Regions from separate parts of the Homo sapiens genome. Here region 1 is linked to region 2. A link is a loop called in an ENCODE intact Hi-C map of the cell type or tissue named here. Cell type or tissue: lower leg skin. All regions are shown on one strand. Links, peaks and the distances in the headings refer to the core of each region. The heading gives the core; the rest is flanking DNA.

Region 1 (6,921 bases), core at 2,419-4,918, 820 kb after region 2:
TATTTATTGAGCACCTACTACGAGCCCAGCCCTGTCTGAGGCATTAACAGCACAACTGCTATTTCTACTGCCTATATTTTCCCAAATGTGTTTAAAACTGTTTTAAAACTATGTATTTTTTTCTTATTTTTGTTTGTTTGTTTGTTTGTTCTGAGACAGGCTCAAGTGATCCTCCCACCTCAGCCTCCCCAGTAGCTGGGACTACAGGCGTGCACTACTACACCCCACTAATTTTTGTATTTTTTGTAGAAACAGGGTCTCGTTGTGCTGCCCAAGCTAGCCTCGAGCTCCGGGCCTCAAGCAATCCACCCACCTCAGCTTCCCAAGCTCTGGGATTACAGGTGTGAGCCACCGTGCCCAGCCAAGTATAATTTTTTTTAATGACAGGGTACATGTTTCACCTGCCACGTTGCCAACAAATAAACATAAGACGCTCTGTTGGTGAGGAGAGGATATAGGAACACCAGCCCCGCCTGGCAGAAGAATGAATGACCACGACCAATAAAGGACCAGTTATCAACACTTAAAACCGACATACTTTTTCCCAGCAATTCCACCTGTAGTCATTGTCCCTACTGGGATTCTCTCCCACCTTTGTCGTGGGATGTTTACGAAGCTTGTTTACCGTGGCATGTGACTGCTGGAACCCCGAATGGTCCTCGCCAGGGGATGGCTACCCAGATCGTGGTTCAGACTCAGGAAAACACTGAGCCCTGAGAAGAACGAGGCGATCTGCCAGTGTGTGGAACACTAAGCTGAGGTCCCTAAGGGACAGAGCAAGGCGGATCACTTGAGATCAGGAATTCGAGACCAGCCTGGCCAACATGGTGAAACCCTGTCTCTACTAAACATACAAAAATTAGCCGGGCGTGGTGGCGGGCACCTGTAATCCCAGCTCCTTGGGAGGCTGAAGCAGGAGAATCCCTTGAACCTGGGAGGTGGAGGTTGCAGTGAGCCGAGATCATGCCCAAGATCTCTGCTCTTCCCCCGTCTTGCCTTAGTGATCCTGGGCATGTCCCTTCACCTCTGCGGCCTCAGTTTCTCATCTGCACAGTGAAGATGCTGATGCCCGCCTGGCTGATGCCCGCCTGGCTGCTTCCTGGACAGATTTCCCAGGATGTGCTGTGTGACAGGCCTTCCACACAGGCCCTCAGGCACCTTTTCTTCTTCCTGAGATGGAAACAACAAAAAAGTTGGTGCATGGTCACCAGCGATCCCCAAACTACGACCTCTGCCCTCTTTTCCTGCAGACCCCTCAAAAATCACGAAAGGGGCCCTTGCAATAGGGGGTCTCTATGGACTCAAACAAAGGGCTTTCCCTGGGAGGGGCTGCCGGCCTTTGCCTATAACATGCGTGATGTAGTTTTTAAGACTAGCAAAAGCCCAGCCTGGCATTATCTAGCATTGAGGTACAGCGTCTCACGGAAAGTTCTTTTTTATTCCCCAGGCTGTCCCCTTCTCCTCCATTCCCGGATAAGCCTTCACTCACCTCTGCACCTCACCAGCATCCACTCAGAGAGACCCAGCCCCTCAAACCCAGCCAGCAGGGACCACGCTGCACATTAAGTTTGCTCAACTGCTCCAGGTTATTTGAAAACTTATGAAACCTTTTTCTTAAAAAAATCAAAGTCCCATTGTGAGAGGGAATCCAGTACTTTCTTAAAAGTACTAACTCAGCAGCTGCAGGAATCTTCCTGACCTAAAGAAAGAGGAAGGAGAAAAAACACAATCACCCCTGGCTTCTGACACGCATACTCCTGGCTGGATTCTAGATTAGAACAAAGGGGACATAGGTCACGGAGCCATTTCTGTGCCTAGACACCACCTTTGATTTTGCAGGGTGGCGCACCAGGGCTTAGCCACAAGGGGGTCGTGATTCAGTGGGTATGAACTCCAGTGGGGGAGTGCGGGGAGAGACAGCAGGCCAGTGGTCCTTCGGGGAAGATGCGGGAGGGGGTTCTTTTTTAATTTTTCTGGTCTGTTCCACATAACTGAATGCCAGGGACCCAACCTGGATGGGTAGGGGGTGCCAGGTGCAGACCTGACTCTGCACTAGGAAGGAATGCTTGTCACCACCGGCAGGCATGTGTGCTTCTCAGCCCGTCCCAGAGGACAATCCCGAACCACTGATCCAAAGCCTTAAAACCCTGCAGAACTTTTGACCCAGGCCCCACTGCTAGGAATGAATAACATAGTAAAGATAGGTGGGACGATTGAGCTACCAGCGTGTTTATGACTACCACGTTTTCAGCAGGTGAAGTGCAAAGTGCCTAATGTTCACAAGAGGGGCTGAGTTGAGCAAAAGCAAATTTCAGTTCAGCCATACCCTAAAATATGAATACAAATATTGCCGTGGCTAATACCATGAAAACTTGGTCTCATCAAACCGTCTAGCAGATTACAAGCACTCTGGACAGTATGTTACTATGCAGAGACATAGGAAAATGTCTACGAAGAAATACACCAAAATGTTAATGACAGTCATCTCTGAGTGACTTCTCTTTGTTAATATCTCTGCATGTTCTGATGTTTCCCACAATAAACTGATGTATCTTTTGTTGATTTCAGAGCGTGGCCTTGAGGATGTTCCTTCACCTCTCTGAGCTTCAGGCTCCTCACCTGTACAATGAAGACAGCACCTGCCTCATGGATTTGCTAATATATGCAAAATGCATAGCTTGCTGCCTGGAAGATAATAAGTACCCAAATGTTAGCTGTTTTTATTTTTCGCTCAATTTTCTACATATAAACATGTCATTGTGCTCCGTGCTGGGGATATGGCAGTGACAGCTAAACTCCAGAAGAGAAAGATTAAACCAACACTCACAGACGATTAATCCGCTGCCGTGAGGACCAATGATGTATTCATTACAGTTAGGGATGCTGTGGTGGGGGGCACGTTGAGAGCATTTATCAGGGGAACTTTGTTGAGAGTTTTGATCATTATCTTAAGAGCAACAGGAAGCCTGACATTGAAGGCTTCAAGCAGAGCTGTGAAATCAGAAGTTCATGGTTTAAGAACTCACCATATCCACACCGTGGACTGAGAGGGGCCCCAGGGAGGTGCCTTCCCAGGAGGCTGCTGTGGGGGTGCGAACCACGGAGGAAGTGCTGCCACGGCAGATGGGGCGAAGTGGACAGACCCCAGCCCCTTCAGGAGGTGCAGTTTGCAAAATCTGGACACAGTGATGCCTCGGAGGGGCTTGTGGCGGGATGGTCGGGTGACCCCAGACCTCTAGTCTGATGTAGTGCGCCGATGGTTCCTGGATACAGAGGACTCAGTGGGGAGCAGGTCTGGGGCGTTGCGGAGTGTGTCTAGGGGAGTGTGTCTGGGGACATGCTGGTTTTGGGTTGCCTGGGCGGGGGAGGAGGGTGTCCAAGGGGATGTCCTGGAAGCAGAGCAGTCTGTGGTCGCTTTGAACTCGGGATCCGCGAGACCCCAGGGGTTCACCTCCATTGCATCCGGGAGAGACACCGGTTAGGGGATGCAGGACTCCCCAGCGCTGGGAGCGCGAGGCCTATCTAAAGGCCAGACGTTCTCAGAGTCCGAGGCTCGGGTACAGGTGTTGCGCCTCCGACGTGGAGGGGCGCGGGGCTGGGAGCCCAAGCCAGGTGCGCGGGTGGCCTCGCTGGTACACGAGGCGGCTCGGTCTCAGAGGGTCAGTGGGGGCCGGACCCTCAGCGTTGGTGGCCGCTTTCCTCTAGGGTGGGCGTATGGCCGCCTCCCCCAGGCAGTCCTCCTGCCTTGCCCGCGAGGCCAGCTCAAAAGCCTTTATGCCCGGGCCGCCCGCCAGGGGCGCCCTTCCCAGCCCGCGCTCGCCCGCTCTGCCTCGCCCACGCTCGCCCCCACCCCTGCCCTGAGCCCTGCATCCCGGGAAGCCCCCTCTGCAGGTACTCACTAAACATCGTGGAATGAGGGAAACAGAGACCCGGAGAGAGGAGCGCGGGGAGAAGAGAGCCCACGATGTTCCCAGCCCTTCTCCCAGTGAGATCATGAGTCATTTTATGTTCCAGCGTCTATGCTTCAACACCTTCCAGATTTTCCTCCGTGAGCTGGCATCTCCTCCGTGAGCTGGTGGAGTCAGAAACCAGCATTTTTCTATCACTGTTTCTGAAGATGTGCTGAATACGAACCAAAGACCAGGGCGCTCCGGGGAGGGGACCGGGCGGGCTCTAGCTTTGCGAGGTGCCAGGGGGTGTTGGTAGGGGCCGTGCCTGCTGCTCCCCCAGCGTGGGGCGGTCCTGGCGGTTTTCTGCTTGCCTCCTGGGCTCCCAGACAGCTTCCTCCAGCCCAGCTTCCCTGGCCCTAGAAGGAGTAAGCAGGCAATCCCTGGGATTTGCTTAAACCACCCACACCCCCAAAAATGTGTGTCCCCCTTTACTGGGAACGTGTTTACAGCTGTGTTATGTGGGGGTGTGTCCCATGCCCAGCGTGGGCCCCTGGTGGTGAGTAGTGTTGGGTACAGCTGGGAGCCTGGACTCCACCTCAGCTCTGTCCCTGGTATGTCCAGGGCCATGCCCGAGCCTCCTTTTCCTTGAATGGGACTCACCAGGTACATCTCCAAAGGAGGTTGTGAGCATTAAGTATCCAGGACTTGCCAGGGTGCTGGCACACAGTAAGCGCTCAATAAGTGCTGGCTACTGTGAGAATAACGTGAAGGGAACTGGATGGGGTGCTGGGCCTTGCTTTCCCCAGTTGCCCATACTCTGGCCCTGTGTGGCTTCCTCCTTTGGCCCGGCCAGCGTGGATGTGGTTGAGGATGACATATGTCTGTGGAAGGCCAGCTGACAGGCTCTGGGACAGCCATGACAAGTTAATGAATTCCGCTGTGGTTACTAAGGCACATGTCTGGGCCACGAGGACTTCTGTCTGCCGCACTGACCTTTAAAAGAGCGCCTCTAATACCCACCAATCACTCATGCTCTGATTGAACATTCAGAAGATGAAACCTGTCTGAGCTGAGAGTGATCAGTCATCCCTGCCGCCCCGTCACTGTCACTCCTTTCTGAATCATAATAAAACTTTGCAAAACTCTTTGGTTCACTCAGCAGCCTTTGCTGTGAAGACGGGGGCACTTTCTGACATACCTGGCGGTGAGGGCCAGCCCCGTACGCTCCTTCACCCACCCCAGCCCACACCGGGCACCCCTTGTGGGGAGGGGGTTCCAGCCCTGCCTGCGTACATAGCCTTTATTTTAATCCTTTAATAACCTTCTCGTTCAGCTTTCCATCTATCCATTGAGAAAACATTTATCAAGGATCACCTCAGTTTAAATGTCTTTGGCCACAAGGAACATAAAACCTGTCTCAAGCTAAAACCATAAAAACATGGATCATTTCATCTAACAGGAAGTCTAGAAGTGGAATGGGGTTCAGGGTGTGTGGTAGCTGGGTGTGGTCCTCAAAGACCCTGGTGCCTTCCATCTCTCTGCTCTGTTTTCCTACCTCTCTACCTCAGCGCTGGCTTCAAATGCAAAATGGAACCAAGATGGTGGCCAGCACTCCACTGTAGCTGGCCCCGACACCTCTCTCAGTGACTCTTTCTCTTTGGGAGTAACGAATCCTAAATTCAGTCACTCTTATTCTGGCACCTAAGATTGTATGGGTAGCCCCTCTCCAGAGAGTGCCCTAGATGCTACACCCAGGGGCATGACCTTGACCTTCCCATCAATCAGCCAACAGTCAGATTTCATCTAGCTGCCAGCTTTTTTAGTGAAGTTCTTTATTCTGCAAAGATATTTAGTTTTCTTTTTGATTAGCTCTTATTTTAATTCCCGCCTTAGAGGTCTATATTTTGTTTCTTTATCTTAGTGGTAATGACTGTTAGTGTTAGGTGCTTCCAAATAAAGCATAATTGATTTTGTTAATTGATATTTACAATTAGCCAGTTCTGATTCCTTTTTTTTTTTTTTTTTGAGAGGGAGTCTTCCTCTGTTGCCCAGGCTGGAATGTAGTGCCATGATCTTGGCTCACTGCACTTCCTCCTCCTGGGTTCAAGTGATTCTCCTACCTCAGCCTCCCAAGTAGCTGGGTCTACCAGCGTGCGCCACCATGCTTGGCTAATTTTTGATATTTTTAGTAGATGAAGGGTTTCGCCATGTTGGCCAGGCTGGTCTTGAACTCCTGACCTCAAGTAATTTGCCCGCCTGGGCCTCCCAAAGTGCTGAGATTACAGGCGTGAGCCACCTCGCCCAGCCACCAGTCTGATTCTTAACAAAAGTTCATAATGAATTATTATTTCAGAAATTTAAATCAATTTGTTTTAGAAACTTAAAAACAATGGTTAGGTTTTTTGTTTTTGTTTTTGTTTTTGTTTTGAGACCGAGTCTCACTCTGTTGCCAGGCTGGAGTGCAGTCACATGATCTCGGCTCACTGCAACCTCCGCCTCCTAGATTCAAGCGATTCTCCCACCTCAGCTTCCTGAGTTACTGGGATTACAGGCCCCCGCCACCATGCCCAGCTAATTTTTGTATTTTTAGTAGAGACAGGGTTTCCCCATGTTGGCCAGGATGGTCTCGATATCTTGACCTCCCAAAGTGCTGGGATTAACAGGCATGAGTCACCACGCCCAGCCAGGTTTTTTTAAAATAGGAATTTAACATACTTTAAGCAAATCAATACATTAATGAGGGACTATCAGCATTTACAGCACCAGGAAATCTATCTTTTAAAAAGGTTCATTATTATACATGTGTGTAGATAATAGTCACATTGCATGCCATTTTCAGCAATTTAATTCCTGAATTAAATGAAAATCAACACTTTAATACATCCTATTTTATTTAGTCCATGCTTCAATTTTTTTATTTTTGTTTATTTTTAAACTTTTAATAATGCAGACAGCCTTTTTAAAATCAATCTTCAGAAGCTGTAAAGGCCTCTGGTCTCCTTAAGCATTTCATATCCAAATTGATGTACTT
Region 2 (6,921 bases), core at 1,630-4,129:
TAACAGTAGTCCCGCAGGAATATTTTGATATGGTCCCTCCCAATCCAGCCATTCCTCAGACCAGGTGGCTCCCGAGCCACCCCAGGCTGTAGGATGGGGGTGAGAGGTGCTAGATAGTCACAAAACTGAACTAGCCTGAGCGGGGTGAGGGCCTAAAGCAAACACAGCCTCAGCACACGGTCATGCTGGGGGGATTTGAATCTTGGTGTAGAGTGGCAGAGATGGGGAGTTTCCACTTTATTTAAAGGGAACGTGAGTTCAAGTGTGAAAATCTTGACCTAAGGGAACACAGCTCGGCTTCTGTGCTCTGTTCAGCATAAACTTTTACTTGGGGGCTTGCTGGCCAGGCTGATCTCAGATCTCTGGCCCAGGGATCCCTGACCCAGCCTGCCAGGAATGTGGGCTGTGGGGATGAGGCCATCTCGACTTGGCACAAAGGGCTCCTAGAAGTCATTCAAACCCCGTTTCTGCCGTGCATTGCCTTCCCCTGGATTTGGGACCTAGGTACGGCATAGACTTCACTATGCAAATGAGTGATGATTTCCGCCGAGTGCCCAACCCCCTTCCCCAGAGGTCTAAGCTGTAAAGCAGAGGGTGGCCCAGGAGGTGCCCCAGAAGGGTTGTAGGCTAAGCTGCTTCCTTCCTACCTTCTGGTCAAACGCATACCCTCCCATGGTTCTTGTGCCTTCAGGCTCCCAATTCACAGAATACACAAGGACTTGGGATGAAGCCGGAGTGACCGTGGGCTGCCCTGCGTCTCCCAGGTTTCTGGAGCTGTGTGGCTAGGGGCTCCTTGGAGCCAAAATAGTTTCTCATTGGGGTGTCTGACCCATAGGCCTAGGACCCCCATTTCTCCTGGCCCAATCACTCACCAGGGAGGACATGGCACACGCAGAGTCAGCATGGCTGCCAGGTTCCAGGCCCTTGTTACATCTTTGCCTTGTTCATTTGGGGTTGCTTATTTCAAGCCTTTCCCTCCAGGAAGTACTACCTTATGTTCTAAACAAGCCCCATGATGCTACATGTATAATTTGAGATGCTATGATTGGGATGTGGGAGATGGAGCTAGCGCCTGCCTTCTTACCCCTTCCAGGTCCACATTTCTGTGGCCCTGGGATGGGCAGGAGGGAGCCTTCCCATTCCAGGTGGACGTGCTCTTCCCCTTTGGTCAGGATGGCAGGCCTGCGGAAACCCCTGCCAGAGAAGCGGTTACCGAAACGGGAGTTGGAGAGGTCTCACCAGGGAGCGCTGGAGACCTTAGCCCGTTCACCTTCTCCCCTCATCTTCCTCCCTCTACCTCCTGCCCCTACACTCACCCTAGCCTCCTGCCCAGCCTGGTGGGAGAGGTCAGCTTATATAAGGTCCCCTGGCCACTTCCTGACCTCCTCAGGGGGGATCTTCAGCCTAGGTCCACTCAGATTTCTCCAAATTAGGGCCCCGGTATGGGCTGTGGAAACCAGCCCTAAGTCTGGGCCTGAGTCATGCCTGCTGTTCAGGGCTTACGGGAGGGCCCTTTGTGTAACTCCAAAGCAGGGGACCGGGATTGCACACTCAAGCCTTTCAGGAACAGCTGAGGCTGGGCAACCAGACAGTTTTGCTTGGATCTCTGGGGTGGCCACGTGGCCATACATTCAATGCTCTGAGATGCCTGTGCCCTAAGCTAGGCAGGAAGTGACTTACAGCTGAAAACAGGATTTGAATGACTTCTGCTCCGGGGAGGCCCCTCAGTATAAACAGTGAGAATTTCTGGGAAATGTACATAAGGCCAGACTCTCGGGAGGGGATATGGGCCCAGATTCCTGATGCTCCCACCGAAGTGAGAGGTGCCAGCTCTTCCTGGGCATCCCAAACCTCCACGGGCTCTCTCTTGTGGTTAAATGACAGCGTCTTACTTCTCATTTCATCTTCCCAGGGAGAGCGTTCACTCACTCTCAGGGCCTGGGCTGAGCAAGCTAGCCATCTAACATCTAAGCAGAGGCATGCAGAGTGCAGCCTGAACACAGTAGGTGTGCAGCTCAGCTCCCTTGTTGGCTCTGAGCTCAGTGAGGCAGGGAGCTTGACCCATCACTTGTCATTTTATCCCTAGCCATTGGCATGTAAAATAATGCCAGCCCTAGGCACCCAGGAAGTACTTCCTGAATGGAATGAATGAATGGATAAGTAAGACAATCTGGAATTGTCTTTTAAAGTTGCCAGAACTCAGGCTAAAGGTGCAAATGCTCTGCTGGTGTATTTTGAAGCAGCCTCTTCTGAGTGTGCCTGGCCTGGCCTCCCTGCCTATGTTCCCTGTGCTCCCTACTCCAGAGTTCCACCTCCCCAGCCCTGGACCTTGACCCTCAACATCCCTATTTAGTTGGGTAACGTGTGAGGCTTTTAGAAAATAGTCTGTCGCCAGGAGTGGTGGCTCATGCCTGTAACCTCAGCACTTTGGGAGGTTGAGGTAGGAGGATCTCTTGAATCTGAGAGTTCCAGACCAGCCTGGGCAACATAGAGAGACTCTGTCTCTTAAAAAACAAACGAACAAACAAAAAAACTTGATGTAGTGGGAAGCGCCTGTAGTCCCAGCTACTTGGGGTGCCGAGGCAGGAAGATTGCTTGAGCCCAGGAGTTTGAGGCTGCAATGAACCATGATTGCACCACTGTACTCCAGCCTGGGCAACAAAGTGAGATCTCGTCCCAAAAAAAGATAAATAAAAAGAAAATAGTCTGTTTTAGTCTGTATTCAGAGCAAGCCTGTGGCATGAATATCAACTTTCCTGTTTTTGCAGGGGGGAAACCGAGGCCTGGCAGGGCGAAGTGGGCAGGACCCTTCTCAAAGGGCCAGGGTGCTAGTGGCCACTGTCCTTCCCCCACCACCTCCACGCCCCCATCCCCCCACAGTTCACGACTGCAAAGGCAGCTTTAGGTTGGGAGCTGGTGGAGCAAAAAGGCCGTTCAAAGGCAGCCTTCGTTTGCTTTTCCTTATCATCACATGTGCAAGGGCAGCTCCGTTTACCTAGAGGCAGGCGTCTTTGAGCTCATCCTTTCCGCAAACACCTAAAGGGTATGTTGAACATTTGAGCCCCTGTCTCAGAGGGCGCAGCGTTTGCACAACATAAGCCCTGGCGGCTCGGTAGACGGGTATGGGGGGTAGACTCAGGTTTCTGGATGAAGCACTGAGAGCCAAGGTGACCTGCGGTGTTCCGGGATGACCTTTGGTGACCTTCGGTCCTGTCCAGTGACCTGGGGTGGTGAAGTTACCCCAAATGGGAGGAAATGAACTCTGGGTGGGCGAAGGCTGCAGGACGTGTTGGCATGATGGCTGTAGAAAGTGCACACCAGGGCTGGTGTGGAGGGCGCCTCGGCTGCTCTGAGAATCTTCCACTACCCCGGCCTGGGATTCCCAGGAAAGGCTGGTGGTGGAGGCCAGAGAGGCTCACAGCCCTTGTCAGCCAGGCCTGGAGCCGTTCCTGCAAACAGGAGCCCGATGTAAAGGTTCTGAGCTCTGCATTCTTGTGGAGTGGGTGGCACTGTGAGGCCTGCTCTCCTTGGGGCAGCGGGGGCTCTCTGCAGGAGGAGGGAGGATGCCATTTGGGTTACTGAGCACCTACTGTCTCATTTAACCTTCTCAACACCCGGGGGTGGGGGGGTGGGGGTAGGTACTATTATCCCTATTTTACAGGTGGAGAAATTGAGGAGAGGTGAAAGGATCCCAGCCAAAGTCAAGTGGTGGTATCAGAATTCAAGCCAGGCTGTCTGAGTTGGGAGCCTGTGTTCTCACCCACCTTGCCTCATGGCCTCCTCACTGCCAAATGTCCCATGCCAGGCTGCAGAGTCCCCACCCCAACCAGGAACAAGAGAGCCACAGGAAAGACGGCAGGGGCAGGCCAAGTGTCATGGGAATATTTTTATCTGGAATATTTGTTTTCCCACTGAGCTTGTAAATGACATCTCAGATCCCACACTCTGAGACAGGAAGTCCTAAGTAGGAAGAGAGCACCCTACCCAGCCCTTGTTGGCCACAAGGAGGGAGGGCAAGGGGCCAGGTGGCTGTGTTAGGGTGGCCAGCCTAGGCTGCTGATGGCCAGTGAGGCTCAGCCAAAAGGCTGGGAGTGGGGATGCTTGTTTCTCTTTTCCCTCTGACCGATTATGGGGACTGGCAGAGCCCATCCCCAAAACCACAGAGGGGCGCAGCTGTTTTGGAAGGCATTTCAGAGGAAGCATTCAAGTCTGTCCCAGACTGTCCCACATCTGTGGGAAGGGAAGGGCAGCAGGGCACCCATGGCACAGGCCTTTGCTCATGGACCTAGCTGATATATTGGATTAACTATTTAAATTTAAATTTTTTTTTTTTGAGATGGAGTTTCACTCTTGTTGCCCAGGCTGGAGTGCAATGGCACGATCTCGGCTTACTGCAACCTCCGCCTCCCAGGTTCAAGCGATTCTCCTGCCTCAGCCTCCAGAGTAGCTGGGATTACAGGCATGTGCCACCATGCCTGGCTAATTTTGTATTTTTATTAGAGACGGGGTTTCTCCATGTTGGTCAGGCTGGTTTGGAACTCCTGACCTGAGGTGATCCGCCTGCTTTGGCCTCCTAAAGTGCTGGGATTACAGACGTGAGCCACCGTGCCCGGCCAAACTTTATTTATTTATTTGTTTGTTTATTTATTTATTTATTTATTTATTTATTTATTTATTTATTTTTGAGATGAAGTCTCGCTCTGCCACCCAGGCTGGAGTGCAGTGGCACCATCTCGGTTCACTGCAACCTCTGCCTCCTGGGTTCAAGTGATTCTCCTGCCTCAGCCTCCCGATTAGCTGGGACTACAGTCACCTGCCACCATGCCTGGCTAATTTTCGTATTTTTAGTAGAGACGGGGTTTCACTACATTGACCAAGCTGGTCTCGAACTCCTAATCTCAAGTGATCTGCCCGCGTCAGCCTCCCAAAGTGCTGGGATTACAGGCATGAGCCACTGTGCCCAGCCAGGTTAACTTTTACGAAATTACAAAATAAAATTTTTCTTCTTACAAAATAAATGCAAACTACATGGAAGACAAGAAGGTCTCTTCATCCTCACTCCATGTCATATGGCTAGGGCCTGCCATAAGTACAGCACACATTTTTCCCCAATTTAATCTTCTCAACTGAAGAAGGTATTTTGTCCCCATTGTACAGATCATGACAATGAGGTTCAGAGAGGTTAAGCAACCAACCCAAGACCACACAGGTAGCAAGTGGACTAGCACCTGCAGTCTGATGTTGGGGCCCAAACCTTCAATCACCAGGCAAGACTGCCGGTCACCCTGCAAGCTGCACTCAATGGTTTGAAAGAAAGGCTGCAATCAGCATTTGTGACATTGTGTTTATGGGGTGGTCAGCCATCCCGCCAGGTGCACAACGTGTGGCTCGGTAGACTCTGGGCAGCACAGGCCACTGCATGGAGTGGCACTCACCCTGCACTGCCATGTGCTGCCCTCTGTTTGATTCTCATCTCCTTTCAGCGTCAGACAGCGGTGGCAGGCAGCGGTGGCAGGCAGCGGTGGCAGGCAGCGGTAGTAGACTGATGCGGTAGGCAGTGGTGGCAGGCAGCGGTGATAGGCAGCGGTGGCATTGGTGGCAGGCAGTGGTAGGCAGCAGTGGTGGCAGCAGTGGAGGGCAGCAGTGGCAGGCAGCGGTGGCAGGCAGCGGTGGCAGCAGTGGTGGCAGGCAGCGGTGATAGGCAGCGGTGGCAGTGGTGGCAGGCAGTGGTAGGCAGCGGTGGCAGGCAGCAGTGGAGGGCAGCGGTGGTAGGCAGTGGTGCCAGGCAGCGGTGGAAGGCAGCAGTGGTAGGCAGTGGTGGTAGGCAGCGGTGCCAGGCAGCAGTGGTAGGCAGCGGTGGCAGGCAGTGGTGGTAGGCAGCAGTGGCAGTGGTGGCAGCAGTGGCAGTGGTGGCAGCAGTGGTGGTAGGCAGTGGTGGTAGGCAGCGGTGGCAGGCAGCGGTGGCAGTGGTGGTAGACTGCCGTGGTAGGTGGAACTCATCATCCTATCTCCCAGGGATTGTCACTTTCCCCCGAGCCCTCATGAGCTTCTGAGCAGCTCTACGAAGCAAGAGTCACATGGATTTGGGCTTTTTGAAGAAAGTTCAAGGAGATTCCTACCTTTGCTGGTACCCTCCTCTGGGCGTGGGCTGCGACATGGACATCAGCAAACTTAAGCTCAACGAGGGAAGATTGTGTGCCCTCTGGAACCTCTGACCGCTGCCTCTATGTGCACGGGCCCCTAATCACAGTGCGTCTCCTACGCACCCTTGGCTCCCCCAGGAGCTGGTGGCTTCTGGGTTAGCTCTGAGACAGAGGTATCACCAGGCTTGGCTCAGGGAGGCCAACTGTGTGCTCTGGAACCATCCAGACCCTCAATGTTTAAATTGAAAGTGTGCCCAGCCTCGGCCCCCTTCCCTTTGACATTAAGACTTAAGAAGTTTCTAGTCCTTGTTGAAACCTAGTACAAATGCCTCCTCTAGGAGCCTCTTGGGTGGGGTGGGAGTTTTTCAACTGTCAGCAATCTTTTAGTTAAAAAAAAAGAAAAAAAGAGCAAACTTTCCAGTCCTGTTCTACCTGGAACACAGTTTCTCCTCTGGGGCCCCTCCCCAGGCCTCTGCAGTTCTCTGTCAACACAGCAAAAGCCACCCCCTCCCTAGCCGCAGGCAGTTGAATGGAGCAGTTCTTTGCTCCACCGAAGGAAATATTTCCATGGAGTGGGGCCAAGAAAACCCCTTGCTTGAATCTGGGGCTGGCCCACACCCAAAGCCAGGGGGCCCCGGGTGGGGGTGGGGTGGGCAATGTGGCTGTCTTTTCCTAGTGTCAGGATGTGACTTCTAAAATCCAACCCATGGCAGTGGTCTGCTTCACCAAGACCCCGTTCTTGGCCTGCTTGGTCTTCTCGGAAATGGATTTCTCTAGG

What was found. Peaks named below come from ENCODE experiments on the same cell type or tissue, not always from the same donor. Only the 100,000 strongest peaks of a DNase experiment are listed, where the experiment ranks them.
Region 1: a loop joins it to region 2, with 3 times the contacts of the local background. A loop is called at or near these places in 2 of 110 quality-filtered maps.

Annotation. Positions count from the first base shown.
Region 1 is chr14:101,631,417-101,638,337 of GRCh38, forward strand. It overlaps LINC02320 (long intergenic non-protein coding RNA 2320), which reads right to left. Exons shown (of 6, transcript NR_184269.1): 2 at 3,900-4,072; 3 at 3,027-3,263; 4 at 1,490-1,699; 5 at 997-1,170. Among named protein-coding and RNA genes, the nearest start is that of DIO3, 73 kb to the left of the region's middle. In lower leg skin, for the core only: no CTCF peak of the experiment used is centred there; DNase peaks (open chromatin) are centred at 3,285, 3,485 and 4,335.
Region 2 is chr14:100,814,462-100,821,382 of GRCh38, forward strand. It overlaps MIR2392 (microRNA 2392), which reads left to right and starts at 30; the gene lies at 30-113. RefSeq lists an enhancer at 700-1,200. In lower leg skin, for the core only: a CTCF peak has its summit at 2,962; no DNase peak of the experiment used is centred there.